Regions from separate parts of the Homo sapiens genome. Here region 2 is linked to region 1. A link is an interaction called in ENCODE POLR2A ChIA-PET data of the cell type or tissue named here. Cell type or tissue: Panc1. All regions are shown on one strand. Each heading gives the region's core, and the rest is flanking DNA. Links, peaks and the distances in the headings are about the cores only. Region 1 overlaps SLC1A2 (solute carrier family 1 member 2). Region 2 overlaps SLC1A2 (solute carrier family 1 member 2).

Region 1 (8,000 bases), core at 1-8,000:
GGCAAAACTATGGAGGGGCATGGTGCTGAATAGGTGAAGCACGGAGGATTTTTTAAGGCAATGAAAATACTTTGTATGTTACTATAATGGTAAATACACATCATCATACATTTGTCCAAACCCATGAATGTACAACACCAAGAGCCAACCCTAATGTAAACTAAGCACTCTGCATGATAATGAGGTATCAATGTAAGTTCATCGCTTGTGATAAATGTACCACTCTGGTGGGTGATGTTGACAGTTGGGGAGGCTGCACCTGAATGTGAGCAGGGGTATATGGGAACTCTCTGTACTTTCCACTCAATTTTCCTGTAAAACTAAAACTACTCTTTAAAAAACAGCATATTAAATAAAAACAAACAAAACAAAGCACAAAACAGATCTCCAAGCCCCATCCCTGAATATTCCAATTCATCACATCTGGATGGGGCCTAGACCTCTGGGCTTTTGCAAAAGCACCCAGATGACACTGTTGCAGCTAATCCACATACCAATGTCTGGTCAATGCCTGAACAGTTGCAGTGCAGGGCAGCTTATCACTTCTACTCTAACCATCCCGCCGTTGGATAGCTTTGACTATTAAGAAGCCCTTCCTTTATGGTGAGCCTATATCTGTTTCCCTGCAGCTTTTACCCACAGGTTATTTTTCTATCCTGTGGAGCTACCTAATAATAACAGTTGCCATCAGACAATGTACTGGATGCTTTACATGCATTATTTCATTGACTTCCCACAACACTCTCACAAGATAGCTACTATTATTAGTCCTTCTTTATAGATGAAAAACTGGAGGTCAGAGAGAGGAGCACATTTGCTCCAAGTCAGGCAGTTGGTGAGTAGATGAGCTGGGATGGCAACCCAGCTTGGCCTGAACAAGGTGCACACACTTAATCACGACACTTACAGAAAATGAAGCTGAATCCCTTCTCCATCTACCAACCTTTGAGGCATATGAAGTTTCTGCTCAGGGTTTTCTCTTCTCCCAAGTTTGTCACTATCCTGGTTAAAGCACCTCAAGCTACTTACTTGCCTGTGCCTCCCAGACCTGCACACAACCTTCCAGGTAAGGGCTGGTCACTTCCCCACTCCCCTAAGCCCATCAAAGACTGCCTTTCTCACTTTCAACCTCCAGCACGTCAGATTCTACCAGAGCTGAGGCTTCTGCCCTGCCTTTGAAAAACTGAAGGGCATAGGTAATTTCACAGTAGAGAAAGAAGGTGGTAGGGAGTACTGGTAATGAATAGAACCATTTATTGACTTTTTATTCTGTACCAGTGATAGGTAGAGTAATGCCCCAACAAATGTCCATGTCCTAATCCCCAGAACCTGTGGATGTGTCAGATTACATGGCAAAGGGGCTCTAAGGCTGCAGTTGCAAAGAAGGTTGCTAATCAGCTGACCTCAAGATAGGGAGATGCGCCTGAATTCTCCAGGTGGGACCAGTGGAATCACAGGGGTTCTTATGCATGAAAAAGGGAAACAGAAAAGAAAGAACTGAAGGATGGCAGCATGACAAAGACACAGCCCAATGTTGCTGGCTCTAAAGATAAAGGAAAGGGCCAGGAGCCAAGGCATGTGAGAAGCTTCTAGAAACTGGCAAAGGCAAGGAAACAGACTCCTCCTCCGAGCCTCCAGAAAAGAATGCAGCCCTGCTGACACCTTGATTTTAGCCCAGTGAGACCCAACTCAGATTTCTGGCCTCCAGAACTATATGATAATAAGTTGTCTTGTCTTAAGCCTCTTGATTTGTGATCATTTGTTACTGCAACAATGGGAAACTAAGGTAGTACCAGACCTTATGCTACACTATCTCATTTGTTGTTTACAAAAAGCCTCAGCAGAAGGTGATAGACATAGAGAGTTTCCTGTCCACACCCACACCTCTGCTGCTTCTAGAAATCTGCTCAGAGAAGCAGCATGCTCAGCCAGACACTGCTTCTCAGCCTCCCTTCCTGAGATGTAGGCTGAAGTGTTCTGCTCCTCCCTTCCTCACTTCCTCCTGCCCTAGAGAAATGCAGACCAAAGTAACATCTTTCTCTCTTTAGCTAATCACGTGTTTAAAAGGCTCAGCAACACCATGCCTCTAAATGGCTTCCATCGCCCATGGAAGCCTTTCAAGGCCTCCCAGAGGACTTGTGCAGTTCTTTACTTTGGTTCCTTCTAATGAGCTGCTAAATTTGTGGCTATTGAAAGTGAACTAAACATCCAGTCCCTGTTGATCCCAGCAGTCCAGTCAGTTTACTGACTGCCCAACTGCTTCTCAACTAGTTTGATCTGCTAAATTTACAAGTGATAAACTGAGCCATCCAGTCACCCCTGAAGGGTAATGTTCTCACCAGGAGAATTTCTTCTTAAGAGAAGAATGTATATTTATCACTCTGGTAGCTTGTGGAGACAGGCTGGTTCACAGGGCTTTGTGCTGATATGGCACAGTCCACAAGTGCAATACATCCTCTTGCACGATCCATTCTCTTCCCACCTTTTCCATACACAGATGCAGTTCGTGGTGTTTGGGGAATATTTTACTTCGCACATTCGAACCTGAAATCTTAAGTGACTCTTTGATGTTGTCTCTTCGAATAATCTTTTCCTGAGCCCCCAATCTACTTTTCATGCCTCTGAGATCTTAACGTTGCACAATTCATCACATTCATATGGTTTGCCTCTCCCACTAGGCCTTAGACTCTGTGAAGGAAGGGCCATACATCTATCCCTGGGCCCTGTCCATGTTAGGTGTTTAATAAGAATTTTTGAGAGACTAGTGATTTGGAGGTACTAAGGGGACCCAAGTCTGCAGGGACTGGGAGGTGCCTCTGACAGCGAGTGGCAGGACCTTATCAGCTTAAGCATCTCCCATGGAGATGGCTTTGGACAGAAGCCTAAACAAAGCACAAGGAAAGGATCAGGAAACCTGAAGTCCACCAGAAGCTCCAACTAATGTTTAGTGACCTTGCCAAAAGCAACTAGGGCTTCTAATTACCACAAGTGATCATGACTTGAATTTTTATGCACTTCCTGAAGTCATTCCAGCAGCACCACGTCTCCTCAACAGCCTGGAAGTGGTGATGATGTGGTATGTTGGCTACCGGGTCATCAACACCACTTAATTCCTTAGCAACTGAGGTGAAAAGCCTTCATCCCAAGTGCCTTGGAAGAAAGGCTTGTTCCTGCTCAACTCGTAAAGTCTCAAATTTATGCTGAGGATAGTTTCTCGCCGAGTGACTTATCAGGTTGACTCTTAAATTATGACATCAAAGCAAGGAACATGTCCTGTTTTTATTTGAATCCTCTATATAATGACATGTACAATGCCAGGCACCTAATAGGTGTTCAGCAAAAGCTGGTAGATTGAATTATGTATATGACAAAATTAAGACAGAGGGGTCAAATAAGACTTACAGATAAGTCCAGATGAGATCTCTGGACTCAAATATATTCTAGGGCTTTGAGTTAACACAGAAATGGCAGGGTTTTTTTGCCATGGACAATCATGCTTTCTTCCTCCATCCTCCCTCTCCCCATCTGCCCTGAACACACACTCAGCCCATTGTCCTTTATCTGAGAGCAGATTCGACTCCACAGTTCCTTAGGGCAGAAATTGTTTTTGTATTTTATGGGGAGAAAGGGAAGAAGTCTGCAGCACACGCTACCTAGAGAACATGCAATACAATTTCATTATAAGCAAATTTGTTCTTCCTCCCCATACTCTTCAGAGTCTCTCTCCTCTTTCTCTTTTACTTCAGTTCTCGCTCTTAACTTCCTTAGCCCACTGAGCTAAACCTGGTGGATCTTCAAACAACTGCCAACTGTTCCTCAGGTTGGCTCCCTGGAGTGGTCTCATTCCCCATCCGCACACAGCTGATCAAGTATTCACTCTCCGAACAGGTCTCTTTCGCAGCTACTCAAAAAACATAACCTTTGGCAGGGTGCAGTGAGGGGGCACAGTGGCTCACACCTGTAATCCCAGCAATTTGGGAGGCCAAGGTGGGTGGATCATCTGAGGTCAGGAGTTTGAGACCAGCCTTGCCAAAATGGTGAAACCCCATCTCTACTAAAAAAAAATACTAAAATTAGCCAGGTGTGGTGGTGCATGCCTGTAATCCCAGCTACTGGGGAGGCTGACGCAGGAGAATCACTTGAACCTGGGAGGCGGAGGCAGCAGTGAGCTAAGATGGCACCACTGCTGTCCAGCCTGGGTGACAGAATGAGACTCTGCCTCAGGAAAAAAAAAAAAAGCAAAAACCATAAACAGAAACAAAAAGAAAACATAACTTTTACCTATATTGTTATACCAAAATTAACAGATGTCACAGAATTTATTCACCTTAAGATAAGGATTCCTTTTCTTTATTGCTAAGCTAAATAAGCAGTAACTTTAACAATGTTAATGACGAAGAGTTGGAAATTTATTCTAAAACCCTTTAATTTATAGTAAGATATTGTTAATCATGTAAGTTTTTCTTTCTCTTTTTTTTTCCCCTTGAGACAGTGTCTTGCTCTGTTGCCCAAGCTGGAGTGCAGAGGCACGATCTCAGCTCACTATAACCTCTGCCTCCCAGGTTCAAGCAATTCTCATGCCTCAGCCTCCCGAGTAGCTGGGATGACAGGCATGCACCACCATGCCAGCTAATTTTTTTTTTTTTTTTTTTTTTTGTATTTTTAGTAGAGACGGGGTTTTGCCATGTTGGCCAGGCTGATCTTGAACTCCTGGCCTCAAGTAATCTACCTGCCTTGGCCTCCAAAAGTGCTGGGATTACAGGTGCAAGCCACTGCTCATTTAAGTTTTTCTTAAGTAAACTTCAATGCACTTTGTTTCAGTATTATTATTGAAAGTTACTAAAGGGTTTTGTCCACTTATAATTATGAAACCTAGATCCCTGAGTGGCAACAATCAGATAGAACTAAGAAGTGATTGTCCCTTAGATAGGCATGGATTTTCCAGTCTGCCACAGTCCCCACCATCCCTTATTGTCTCCTTGACACCAATGCGAAGTGTCAATTACTATTTATCATCAGGCTTCCATTGCTGTCTTTCTGAAGAGAGTGTTAAGAGGAAAGCAAACTGTTTCCTGATTTCATGTGCATACCTGCCTGGCTCTCATTAAGTTAGCAGCCCCTGTCCCTTTTGGTTCCATCATTGTACAGATGGGAGCTTTCTTCATATGCTTAAGTAAAATCTTCAAAAAAGGAATGAAAATTTATTCACCAGGCTACAAGCAGGTAGGGAGTGATTTAACAGAGCGAATCACGTTGTTGTTACTAAAGATGTCACATAATTTACAACTTTGAGCAAAGGTTCCCAGGGGACAGGTGTGAAAACAAAAGCAAGTGATGCGTCATCTCACCTTCCTGAGAGCAGGCAGAGGCAGTGCTTTAAGAATCATTGATGACTGACTAGCAGGTTACAGCGGGTGGAGGAGGGCTTCACTATCTTCTCTGCATGGCCCCTTATTATCAGTAGCCCCAAGATTAGAACTCTCTAGAGCAATGACTAGAGAGCAATGCTCAAATGCTGAGACATGACTTCAGCCTTTTCTTTACCAGTCTACTTTGGGGGGCAGGATGTGAAGATTTGGTGAGTTGGACTCACAGCTTGTAGAGTCTGGCTGGAGAGCAATTTTGTTTTGTTTTGTTTTGTTTTGTTTTGTTTTGTTTTGTTTTGTTTTGTTTTGTTTTGCAACATCCCTTAAGACAGACATTTTGTACAATATGAGAAGTGACTGTTAGTCATTTTACAGATGAGAAAGCAAAGTTAAGTAACTTTTCCATTGTCGGGTAGCTAGGAGTAGACAGCTGGGAATCACACCTTGGTCTGTCTTCATCCAAACCCAACCCCTTTTCATTACAATATGGCAGCTGAAAGAACCTGATACTTTAAGATGAGAATAACATTCTTCAATATTTCTTTATTTACAGCATCATAGACATAGCCTTCAATTGTCCAAAGTAGTTAAGAGTGTATGCATTGATGGGGGGGAAGTGTGTGTATTGTTGTGTATTGTTGTATTTTGCCACTCTCAAGCAAACTTCTCCTCCAGTCTCATCAACATACCCAACCTCAACCTCATAGCTGCTAATTCTTCACAAATACCCATAAAACCTATCTATTGAAAGCTATATTTCCCCCAAGATATTGGCCATATAGGCAGCTTCAGGCCAAGTTCTTTCAAACTTCAGCCATAGCAACCGCAATTGCACAACCAAGGGCAGCTGTGATGAAGTCACGGGGAACAAATTAGCAGAGGTCCCAGTACTCCTCTGGCCTGTAATCACTCATCACCTCAGACTGTGTTGATGATCCAGACCCTGGGCATGCCATTTAGCTGAACTCTATAGCTGAAGGAAATGCTCAGGAAAGGATTTTTAATTTGAGATTTTCCTTTGAATAATGTGAGGCTTCATTTTTTGGAGAAAGGAAGACAGTCTATCATGAGTTACTACCAGGGTCTTCACAACAATGCCAAGCAAAATCTGATCCAGTCTCACCCAAGTCAGTGGCTCATATCTACAATCCCAGCACTTTGGGCGGCCAAGGCAGGTGGATCACTTGAGGCCAGGAGTTCAAGACCAACCTGAGCAACATGGTGAAACCCTGTCTCTACCAAAAACAAAAATTAGGTAGTCTCATAAGCCAGTCTCAAAAAAATTAAGTAAATAAAATTTTTAAAAAATTAAATTAAAAAATGTTGTTAAAAATCTGATCCAGTCTCTTCAGACATCCTCCCACAGAAGATGCTGAAAAAAGGTTTCTTATATGGTACAAATACACAATGGAATACTATGCAGCCATAAAAAGGAATAAGATCATCTCCTTCAGAGGGACATGAATTGAGCTGGAAGCCATTATCCTCATCAAACTAATACAGGAACAGAAAACCAAACACCACATGTTTTCACTTATAAGTAGGAGCTGAACAATGAGAACACATGGACACAGGGAGGGGAACAACACACACTGGGCCTCTCAGGGGGTGGGGTGGGTGGGGGTAGAGCATTAGGAAAAATAGCTAATGCATGCTGGGCTTAATACTTAGGTGATGGGTTGATAAGTGCAACAAACCGCTATGGCACAGGTTTACCTATGTAACAAACCTGCACATCCTGCACATGTACCCCACAACTAAAATTAAAATTAAAATTAAAAAGAGAAGGAAAAAAGGTTTCTTGATGATCTCTATCTAGAACCCTTTGAAGGTGACCCAATCAGCTCATTAATTGTTTGCTCTTGAATACTTGCTTTCACCCAATGGGCTTTGATATTAATAACAGTATTGATTATACTCTCAACATTTATGGAACATACTAGCTCTGAGATAAGTGGTTTCCTTTGTTTGATCCTCACAACAACAATTCTATAAGCAAGTAGGAGGAAGGAACAAACAGATAGAGTGCTATTATTATCCTCATTTTATAGACAAGGAACTAAGGCCACCAATGTGCCTAAAATGACCTAGTAAGCATCAGAATCACATAGCTAAACCTACATTGGCCCAAATCCAAGACTTTAGTTTGTAGGACTATGCTCAAGTAACTAGGCAGCCAATTCAAATACTCCATCCTCCAATTTTATATTTATAAATTACAAGCACTCACAGCCGGGGTCAGCAACTCATGGCTTTCCATATGGCCCATGAAGCCTAAAATATTTACTCTTTAGCCCTTTACAGAAAAATGTTTTCTGACCCTTGGCCTAGAACAGTAAACCAAATCCCAAATTTTCCATTCAGTGTACTGAGGTCTCTGTAGTACTTGGGACCAGCAGATTCCACAACATTTTTTAACTCAAGAAAAATATTTATTTGCATTGATTTATGTAAATGACCCTGAGTGATGAAAGTTGGAAATAAATTTGGGGAAAAAAAGAGCTAAAGAGTTGTGGTTGTAAAATATCCACCTCCTAAACTACTGCAGAGCTGCTGGTTAACCAAAATCCAGGGAGGGTTTTGCCAGAATCATGAAGAATTTTATGAATGGGTCTACACTGAGTACAGAGAAAA
Region 2 (11,221 bases), core at 3,222-11,221, 72 kb before region 1:
AGAATGCTCAGCTGGAAAAACAAGGCCTGGTGTCAAACATTTAAAAAATCAGCACCATTCCTTGAGTTAGAAAGATGAATTATTTAGATGTATATCCTCACCAGCTAAGGGATTTAAGCAATTCCTTGTTCTTAATGGTTCATTTTGTTTATTGCATCACTAAAGACTGGGTTCTTAAATTTGTCAAATGTGACTATATAGTCAAGAAACAATTGGTAGCTCTAAATTGCTGAAGAAACTTCTTGTGCTCTAATTAGTTATAATTCTACATGTGTGGTTACATAGAAAATACTGTAAGAAAATATGTCTGCAAAATTACAGATACTAAATAGATTAATTCAGTCTACACTGAGTTCTTTATAATTTCTGAAGAATAGTTACAAACCTATAACATTATTAAAGGCTAAATTAATATTAAACATATAACATCCAGGTCTATAAATACATTTTCTAATGCTCTTTATAAATAATAGCAAACAAGCTAGGGGATTTGTTTAAAAAAATGTAAGACTGGGCTGGAGGAATTTGTGGATTTAGGGTGCAATACTGATCAGAGGGCAATATATTGTCCCTGGTAACACAGACTCTTACCAGGAAGCCAAAATATATCTGCTGGCAACAAGATCAAGTTAGATTCACAGTTTGCCAGCTCTTTCCTCAAGCTGTAGAAAACAAATAGAAAAACAATATACAAAATCCTCAAAAAAGTAGTTTTTTTATATACAAATCTCTATAGTGACCAGATAATCTGATCTGTGTTGTGCAACATGGAGATGCAATGCTGAGGTTTTCCAGGAGAAAGAGAAAGGGAGGGAGTTAAGGTGATTTGTAGAAAAATCTAGATGCCAAAGGATGACTTTCTATAAGGGAAGTAACTCTTATGGAGTATTAAACCACCAGACAGCCAACTTTCTGATCATTTATCTCAGGGAATTCGCTCCATGGGTCCATGGGGGAGAAACCTCAGAGATGTGCTGGACCAACTTCCTTGGCTAGTGTGTGTATTTGCCCCCTAGCAAAGGCAACAGGCTGTTTCCAGGCAGGCAAAATGGTTGCCATGAGAAGAAACAGTGCCCCAGAAGGAGTGAGGCTCCGACTGCAACATCTCCATCTCCAGTGAGGATGATGACAAGGCTAACAGTCAGTTGTCAGGTTTCAACACTCACCCAAGGATTGGGGGTGTCTCCAGAGAAACTGAGGACCTGTTGCTACCCATTCTCTAGGTCAACTTCTGACTCTACAAAGCAGTGAGGTCTGTTCCAATAGCTGGTTTTATTCTCAGCACAAAAGGGCCCTGTGTAAAAACCAGAAGGATTTTGTAAAATATCAAAATGAATATTTGGCCTGGAGGTTGGAAAGTGAAGCAAGGCTGGACATAGAAAAAAACTGATCAGTAGTTATTCAGGATATTATTTAGGATAAATGAAATAGGAACTTAGGGGCATCTCTCACTTTTCTACAGGTTCTTATCTGGGTCAATGAAGAAATTGTGTTTATCTTGCTGCCCTTGCATCAGGTTTTTTGCACTAATGGAAAAAAGCCGGCCGAAAAACAAAACCCAATCCTTTCAGTCCTAGCTTTACATCTTGCCCTTGCAAACCTGAAGAGCTGAAGTCTTCTCTGACAACAAAGGAGTTCACAACACAACAAATACCAACACTACTCTATTTAGCAGAAGTTTGGACAAACAGCAGAGGTGTCCACCATGGGCCATTGCAGCAGTGCCAGAAAGTGCAAGAGGTTGTTTAAAGATCATGGCTGGTGACATGGACCTTGTAGACCATGCATTGTATCCCATCCACCCTACAAACTAATCAGGCCTTGAAGAGGGCAATGATAGTCAGAAAATTCCATTCTTGTAAGTTAGAGCATCTCTTCCTGCAATGTGATACCCATGATAAAAACAAACCAAGAGGAAAATGTGAAAATGAATTTGCGGGCTTACTTGTGAATGGGTGTGCATGTCTACATACTGGCGGAGAAGAAAAGATATTTACAAACAGTTGCCGTGATTGTGCAAGTGTTGTACCAAATTTCAAAAGAGTGATCAAGGTTATTCACCAAAGGCTCTCAAATTCCCATACTGGGTGGGCAATTAGAATTGTTGGAGAAAATTGTGTGTTTTGGGTATTCAGAGAGGGCTCTGTTGCTACAGCAGCAATGATGCAACAGCTTGAGTGAGGCTGTAGGTTCATCCAGTCCTCTCATGTTGACTCTGGAAACATTTTTCCGTGAGCCAAATCACTACTTCTATTAGGAAGGTGAGTTTAAGTCAAGGGAACTTTTATTAAAAAACTTTTATTGGTGTCTCAAAATATCAAACTGTGAATGAACATGGCCAACTTTGAAGCTTGTTGTAAAACATCAAATGAATAGAGGCTTGAATTTAATTTCTCCCAAAGGAGATGAGAAAAATCTAAATTGATTATTCATTATTGTGGGCTACTTCAACTTAAAATGTAAATAGGTCACATTTTATAGTAGGAAGCCTCTTAAGAAGGAAACAAAGCAGAGATCATAATACATTGGGCTCATAGGGCTGGAAGGGGATTTTAGTCATTTAATCCAACCCCTTCACTTTTCATATGGGAGAAAATGAGGCTTGGACACAAAATGACTTATGTAAGTCATACAGCTAAAAATGGGCAGAGTCTAAATCAAATGTTCCCTCTACCAAACCATGTTGTTTCTTATCATCTCTATGTCATTGCCTGAATTAGCTGTGTTATGCTACAAAGTTGGATACTATTTAATCAAGATTCTCTGTTATCTATTTTAAAACCAAGCCTCACACTAACTTGTGTGATGGCTTACTAAGCTGGCTGTTAGCAAAGCAGCAACAATAAGTGGAATGATAGGAAAGGAAGAGGTGGAGTAGAAAATTTGGTTTTCTTTTAGGGAAAATCATAAGAAAATGTGTCATGAGCAGCTGGAAACTCACTCTATGCTAGGAGAACAATCTGCCTCTAGTGCCACCTGCTTGGATTGGCACTCAGTGATCCCTCTAGGCTTAACCAGAAATTACTACAGATACTGAGACCATTTATCTTCTTTGACAATTAGACTTACAAAACTCACTCCAGAATTCCTTCAGGCTGTTTTTTTTTTAACTTAGTCTTCTTCTGCCTCCAGACTCTAGCATTCTTATTCAAGGAGCAAGTATGATAATAACTGAAAATTTCATTTGGTCCTTTTTCTTGGTTTGGAATGAGTTCAGTTGGAGAATAAGTAAAACAAACCAGCAGCTCAGACAACTAGATAGCCGTAAGAGTTAGAGAGCAGCTAGGTGAGAAAAATCACTTCCACTGGGGTATAACTGCTGTGCACTTTTAGTCATCAAACTAGATGAGAGCTAATGAGACTTGTTTTTCAGGAGTCAGAACTATGGAGAATTCTCTCTGAGCACGGATATACCTACTTGGATTTACTGCTGCATTCCATGGGAAAATATTGCACAGGTGGCCGAAGCCTTGATTCTGACAAAAGTAAAAAAAACTATAACATCACTTTTGCTATTGAGAGCAAAGGGACGTGTAGTATTTGCAAAAACATGGCAGAATTGGGTTTCCTTTGGTGGACCCAGTAAATGAGTTTCCCAACCACTTTGCTCCAAAAGGGCTTCTTGACTAGATACATATGCAAATGATGTATTTCTCCACACACAAGTGGAAATGACCAGAGACCCTCTAATCAACAGGTCATTGAGATTCCTGGCATCACCTAGCAGGAATCTCCCCATGACTTGAATTTTCCCTAAGCCTTTCTCATATTCCATGAGTCTAAATCCAGGAGCTAGGCATTTTGGCACCCCTTCTTTCAGCTTTCATGAATATCCAGGCTGACTAGTGGTTCGAGAGGAGAAAGAAATATTTGTCTTTTACAGGGTATGGTAACTTCCGCAGACAGCAAAACCATAGGCTGTGTTTCTACACACTCAATAGGAAGTAAAAACTGAAACTGATAGCTATGTGGTTCAGCTCTCATAACCTAGAGTCCTATGTTGAAGATCTGTGAGATCTAGATGATTGCCCTGATTTTCTGATGCTCTTTGTATGGGAAGCATGCCCTCAAAGATCTAAGGTAAAGTATTACCTTGAAAGATAAGCTATTCTTCTCACTGATTGGATTGGATTTGATTCATTGAATTTGAGTAAGTAATTAAGTGATGATTCCACTTGGGTTTCTCAAAGGGCAAGAATGAGAAAGAGAAGAATTAAAGTCTACTTAGTTGGTTTTCTCCTGAAATGATTCTGATTCCTAAAAAACATGAATGAGTCTATAGCAAAATGGCATTGCCGAAGCCCTGATTTACAGACCTTACAGGATGCAGTGTATGTATGTTTCTGGCCTGCTGTAACTGTATATAAATATAACATTTATGCATTATCAAATAGTAACAGACTATTACAAGCATTCATATATATGTTGAACCAATTAGGATAAATCTATACATATAATTGACAGGTTAAATGTATTCTATTTAGATAAAGGTTATTAGAGGTATACCCTGGATCCATTTGTTCTGTTTATGGCACATATGCTGGGCAAAGAAAATCCCAAATGGGCATGGCAAGGGAGAAATAAATGAGGCTTAAATAAAAACAGAGGACATAGACATATGTCAACATGTCAACTCTACATGCATTTTGGATTTTCAGGCTAGTCCTGAGTTCAAGAAATTGTATATTTTTAATATGACTTATTGAATTTCCAGATAAGTGTGATTTTCTAAGTATATTCTCACGAGACTTCCTGCACACAGTAAGTCTCAGACCAGAAAAAACTTGCTTTGTGAAGTTGTACACCTTGTTTCTTCCAAACACATTGTCTGCTGACATATTTACAGGCTAATAGGATAGCTAGGAAAAAGTTGAAGACAAAACACACCGGAAAGGTTTCAGGCAGAGTTCTGAGAAGAGAATCCTGTGACCACTCCATTGAGAAACATGCCCATGTATATAGATCCCAAAGCTGGCCTTCCATAGCAAAAAACAACAAGCTCCTAGACGCTTTGCCTATAGCCTCCAACTTACCAGAAAAAAGCTCTTGGGAACACCACTTAAAGAAAATCCTAAACAGTTTCACAGCTAAACCCAGGAACTGTCTCCTTAACCTATAACATTTGCTGTAAAGAATGTATTTTCTGGCCGGGCACGGTGGCTCACGCCTGTAATCCCAGCACTTTGGGAGGCCATGGCGGGTGGATCATGAGGTCAGGAGATCGAGACCATCCTGGCTAACATAATGAAACCCATCTGTACTAAAAATACAAAAAATTAGCCAGGCATGGTGGCATGTGCCTGTAGTCCCAGCTACTCGGGAGGCTGAGACAGGAGAATCGCTTGAACTAGAGAGGTGGACATTGCAGTGCAGTGAGCTGAGATCGTGCCACTGTACTCCAGCCTGAGCAACAGAGCAAGACTCTGTCTAAAAAAAAAAAAAAAAAAAGAATGCATTTTCTACTACTACACTTAATCATATCCCTTGACCACCCTGACCCTGTTTACTGCCCATCTACTGGAAATAAAGACCAATGTCATTTGAAAAGCAAAAATGAAAAGTTGCCTAATACTGTTCAGTAGTGATCCTTATCCAAAAATCACTAGGGTTTAGGAGACAAAAACAACTGGAATCTCATGTCTCTTGTATGTTTCAAAGGTATCTGATTTAAAAGAGAGAAGTCACAAGGAGCAGATAAGAAAGGCTATTTGAGGTCCATAAGCACCCTCATCTCAGAGAATTTGGATTCTATAAACCATGACTGTCTCAGCATCCCTCCGCTGGTTTCATATAATACAGCCTATTCTCACCTATAAACAAGGTTCTACATACTTCTTAGAGTCAAATGTGCTTTATTTCTCAATGATTCAAGTCCCAAGCTTACTCCCAAACCCAGCAACCTTAGGAAAATACTGTGCGTTATTCAATAAAAAAGGATAGTAGAGACATTAAAAATTTTAGCTTGCATTACCAATCATTAAGGATTTGTTGGCTGCCTACTGCATGCAAGGCACTGTGCTACACCAATTATATTATTTATTCCTTAAAACTTCACAGCCTTAAACAAGATTCCATCTGTGAAGTTGTACAGAGCCATCCTTTGTTGCCATGTCATTGTTCAAGGCTGCCTGGACTCTGCCATAGGAATATCACTTTTATAGGGTTTTGCACAGATGTTTGTTTTCTGTTCCTTTCTACTGAGAAGACTGAGGAGGAAGACTGGCTCTGCTTCCAACTGTGTCCTATAACTGGTTTTATGTGCTTTGATAGAAGATAACAAAACGCTTTCAACATATTGGATAAATACCAGTATTTTTGTTTCATCAAGAGATGACATTAAAAGAGGCACAGCCAACACAAGTGTCTTCCATGTGTGAGGACAGTAAAATGACCAGGCTTTCTAGGACGATGAGATGATGACTGAAATAATTGACAGATTAAAAATATCTTTTTCTTTAGGAACCAAAAAATAATCTTTTGGGTTAAACAAAGCAAAACACATACCAAATAATCTCATTTGATTTTACTACACCAGGTGAAGGCAAACCGAACATAAATAAATTTGAATATTTAACTCTGGTTAAACTTTATGTTGACTGTGCTCTCTTACTTTTGTCAATATCTACAGTGGTTATATATAAAATACTTCCTAATCAATTATCAAATTTAGAAAGAATAATGAAACATACTTTGAAATTTCAACCATTGTTCTCACAGATTACACAGGGTAAGGCAGAGATGTAACAGGTTCTTTAATCAACTGCCTTTAAGAGCATGGCTCCCTTTAAAACTGTCTTTGAAACATTTTACTTAAAGAGCATATGGAAGATAAATTGTCAGAATTCCCTAAGACAGGTATTTGCTTTTAATCAATCCATGTGCAAGCTTTACTAGACATTTTAAGGGGAGTTACTTCTAGAGGCTTTTAATAGAATCTCTTGTGCATAACAAGGCGAGACATGGAGAACACTTTAAGGAATAACACGCTGTGTGTTTGCTCATTTTCCCAAGTCCCTGGAGTGTACCACACTGCTTTACTCATGTCCCCTGGGAAAAGAGCATCCACATTTCTGCATCTTGGGAGAAAAGGGAAGCTGGCAAGAACGTGTCTTCAATTCCAACTGATTCCTCCAGCAGCATCCATTCAAATAATAATACAAGTGAGAAAATTAGACGGTTATAAAGCATTATTTGGCAAAGACACAGCACCGTGCCTGTCATCACTGACTCACAAGAGCTCCTCTAAGCCTCGGCTAACAGATTAAGTAAACATAGAAATATACGCATTTTTTTCCTTTTTAAAGAAAGCTTGTTTATATCATCAGTTACCATAGGATACGCTGGGGAGTTTATTCAAGAATTTGCTGAGACTCATATCCTTATTTCTCACGTTTCCAAGGTTCTTCCTCAACACTGCAGTCGGCTGACTTTCCATTGGCTGCCAGAGTTACCTGAAAATAATTATCATCAACATCCAGCTTACAGACCACGAACCAGAAAAAAGCCCTGTGGGTTATGTGGAGAAGCACCAAATCCAAGATTATACTACATGACTGAAATATTAGTTTTAAATGGAGTTCTTTCCAAATTGAATTTGAACCTGTCTTGGGTTTCAACAGTGATCTGAGAATTTTAAAAATCCATATTTGCCTTGGGAGTATCAAGGTATTAAAGCTGCTTTGTAATTTGGGGAATAACTTCTACTATGTTTTTAGTGTTGTGGGGTGTCTAACTACCCAGAGATCCATCACACAATAACACAGTCCTTAAAATACAGTGCCCATGTGCTACTCCATACAACCACAGAGGAAGAAATCCAGAACTAGGTATCTAGTTCTACTCATGCATGTGAAAGGTTCAGTTGCAATGACACCAGGTAGATGGCATACGTGTCTAATTTTTAAATCAGAAATCATGACATTTCAGCTGTGCCAAATAAGCTATCCCAGCTTTAAAGATTAAAAAGAAAAGTAGGGAGAATTAAAAGTCTGAGATTGGTGACAATGTTTATCTAAATTACTTCAATGCAGACATTTAATAATCAGATAAAATTACCAGACCATCTATATTATGCTTCCCTGGCTCAAAGTGAACTGAACCTTTTTGCAGAATAGGAGGTTTTCCCCTCCACTTCTAAGTAGTTTTCCTAGCTTACCTTCTGTCTGTCTGTCCTCAACGTCATGTGCAAACTTAAACCCACGACTGATATTCCACATAATGGAGAGACTGGATTTATGAAAGCATTAGAATATGGAGACGTGACAAACGCAGTAATGTTTGAAAGAAATCTGACTTTCTTCTTACCCAAGTGGAAGTGAAATGCATGCATCATGACCACATACAACATGCTAGGAACAGAAAACCAAGTGCCCTTCAACGAATCAAGCAAAGGAAAATAAAAACCATTTATCCAATCCCCATTAGCCCCCCAATTTTTTTCAGAAAAACAGACCATGCAATTAGCAATGACTGCTCCACATGCAGTTATTCTGATTAAACTTGAAAACTATTGTGTAACTTCAAACTACTATTACCAGGCAAGAGTTTGAATACACAGACCAACAAGACATAACAATGCTTGAAATGGTTAAAGTTTTGACCAGAGCTGCAGCAAATTTGTTTCCCTTTCAGTGAACTGTCAAGAAAGATTGCCAGGGACAGACTGTCTGCCCAGAGAAAGTTGTCTGTTCACTATAACCTTGAATGTGCCTATTTGGCTCTCAGCGATGAACCGCATCAATAGTGGTACAAAATTATCAATCACAGTGTGGTGCCTTTGAAAGACCAGACAGCACTTGGGGGGAAGTGTTTTTGTTTTGTTTTTTTGTTTGTAAATACTGGGGCCTATGTTTCAAAAGAATCTGGGACAGCAGATTTTTTTGGCGTTTCCTTTCTTGGCTGGGCTAAAGAAAGCCAGGACTCCATTCCCCAACCTGTCCCACTTCTCTCTGCTCCAACCACTTGGGTAATACAAAAGAAAAAGAGGATGGCATTGGCAGCAAGCGCTGACATCTCCCATCTCAGTTTTTAAAAAGTGGGAAATAGTGAGACAGAATTAACCATAAGGAAGTTCAAAGGAATAAGTAAATGTGACCCAGATATCCTCAGAAAGGGTGTAAATTTATCTCCATGGCTCTGGCTGCCTCCTTCCCACACCAGCATCAACACAGTTAACTGATTTAGAGTGAGAAGAATCAACTTGCTTTACCTAGCAAAGGCTGAGGATCAAATAGCCTTCACTAAGCTGAACCCAACAATTTCATTAAAAATGTAAACAACTGAAATAGTTGATAAACCAATAGAGCTATTTTCATCATCTTCAAGACCTGCTCAGCTTGACCACTGGTCACCTAAAGGCTAATTAACCAATGAGTTTGCAGGTGGTTGGCTGGCTAACCATTTACATAGAGACTGAGCCACTATCTCTATGGAACTGTCCAGCAAAAAGGTTACCTAAAACACAGCAAGGACTAAAGATGCTAAAAGGATCCATTCAACAAATATTTATTGAGTCCCCTACAACATGCCAGACACTATTTTAGGGCTGGGTCACAGTAGTATAACTGGGGACAAAGCCTTACTCCTAATGAGCTTACTTTCTACTAATATGGATAATTCACATTTCCTTATAGGGCTTGAAATAGTTTGCTTTAAAAAACGAAGCAAATTGGCCAGGTGCAGTGGCTCACGCCTGTAATCCCAGCACCTTGGGAGGCCGAGGCAGGTGGATCACCTGAGGTAAGGAGTTACTGACAAGCCTGACCAACATGGAGAAACCCCATCTCTACTAAAAATACAAAAAAATTAGCTGGGCATGGTGGCACATGACTGTAATCCCAGCTACTCGAGAGGCTGAGGCAGGAGAATTGCTTGAACCTGGGAGGCGGAGGTTGTGGTGAGCCGAGAGCACGCCATTGCACTCCAGCCTGGGCAACAAGAGTGAAACTCCGTCTTAAAAAAAAGAAAAAGAAGCAAATTTATCCTCAGGTGCTTGATGTCCTTCAAAAACAAATCCAGGAAGTCTGAAATCTAAAGACATCTCCACGCCCACACCTTCTTTTTCAAAAAGTGTCCTACAAAATATTAAGAGGCCTCTTGAGAAATTCCAAAAGGGCCATACGCAGTTAACCACTAGGATTCTTCTCAAATATAATTATGAAATGTTTAAAAAATTGTGATTTTTTTGTTTTACATAATTTTTCCTCATATGGCAATAATTTGAGTTCAAGTCTTATCATCATTACAACATTATACATTCTTTTTGCTGTCCTCCAGTGCCTAATTTATGGCTTTATAGATAATAGGCATTCAATAAATACTGGATGAATAATCAAAATATAGGATCTCACAGGAATGAGACAGGCGCACTCAACTGAATCTTACAAGGCACACAATAAGTACTTAAATATACTAGAACATAAAGCCATTCACAAGATTATTGACCCTTGTTGATTCAAACTAACATTTTGATGGGGAATAATCCAGCACATTCACTCAGATGTGGGAAACACCAGCTTTCCATGAGAATGCATCATGTCCTCTAGGTACATCTGAATTTCTAATAATTTGAATCATTTTCACTGAGTCAATTAATAAACTTGTGCAATTGCCTCTTGATGGGTGGTTTCCCTCCCTAATTTGTTTCAGAGTCCTTGTTCACCCATGTATGTATCTTACAAAGAGAGGACAAGAAAAAGCCTGTGCTAGTCCACTAGAATTCTGGACCTATGTTACAATCCAGTAAAGAGAATTGTTTCTATGACACCCTTAGTTGCCCAGCAAGAGCCACAGTATGTATTTGTAATGACCCAGAAGTAATATAGGAAGAAATTAGTGATTAAATGTGACCTTGTCAACAGAAGTCAAAAAGCTACCAGAGATCTCTGGCTGGGTTCAGCTTGTCCTCAGCTGCTGTGTGGAATCATTTTAGAAACCAACCCCCAGAGTTGATTCTGCTCACCTGCCAGGGTTTCTCCAAGTTTGCTTTACTCTGGTCATGACACTCTGACTTTGACAATGTCAAATTAGTTACAATGAAGGCTAGACAGAGCCCATCAAGCTTGAAGAATTAGCACCCAACAGCTTGGAGGAGAGCCCAGAACATCCATGCTGCAGAAAGATGGCACAGCCAGGCATTGTCTGAGATGTAGTGTTTTTAAAAAGACATTTCTGGATAATTGTCCTGAAGGATAGCTGTTCTTTACTTGAAATTGTTTACCCA

Evidence for each region. ChIA-PET counts read pairs that join two places held together with the same protein. Peaks named below come from ENCODE experiments on the same cell type or tissue, not always from the same donor. Only the 100,000 strongest peaks of a DNase experiment are listed, where the experiment ranks them.
Region 2: POLR2A ChIA-PET joins it to region 1 with 5 read pairs; 4 of 35 experiments call an interaction of 5 or more read pairs at or near these places.

Annotation. Positions count from the first base shown.
Region 1 is chr11:35,329,195-35,337,194 of GRCh38, forward strand. All of the region lies in intron 1 of SLC1A2 (solute carrier family 1 member 2), which reads right to left. Among named protein-coding and RNA genes, the nearest start is that of SLC1A2-AS1, 51 kb to the left of the region's middle. RefSeq lists an enhancer at 1,192-1,751. In Panc1, for the core only: no CTCF peak of the experiment used is centred there; no DNase peak of the experiment used is centred there; H3K27ac peaks cover 2,900 bases.
Region 2 is chr11:35,253,515-35,264,735 of GRCh38, forward strand. SLC1A2 (solute carrier family 1 member 2) reads right to left here. Exons shown (of 11, transcript NM_004171.4): 11 at 1-7,451. The coding sequence ends at 7,380. Among named protein-coding and RNA genes, the nearest start is that of SLC1A2-AS1, 23 kb to the right of the region's middle. In Panc1, for the core only: no CTCF peak of the experiment used is centred there; DNase peaks (open chromatin) are centred at 6,970 and 7,199; H3K4me3 peaks cover 319 bases; H3K27ac peaks cover 510 bases.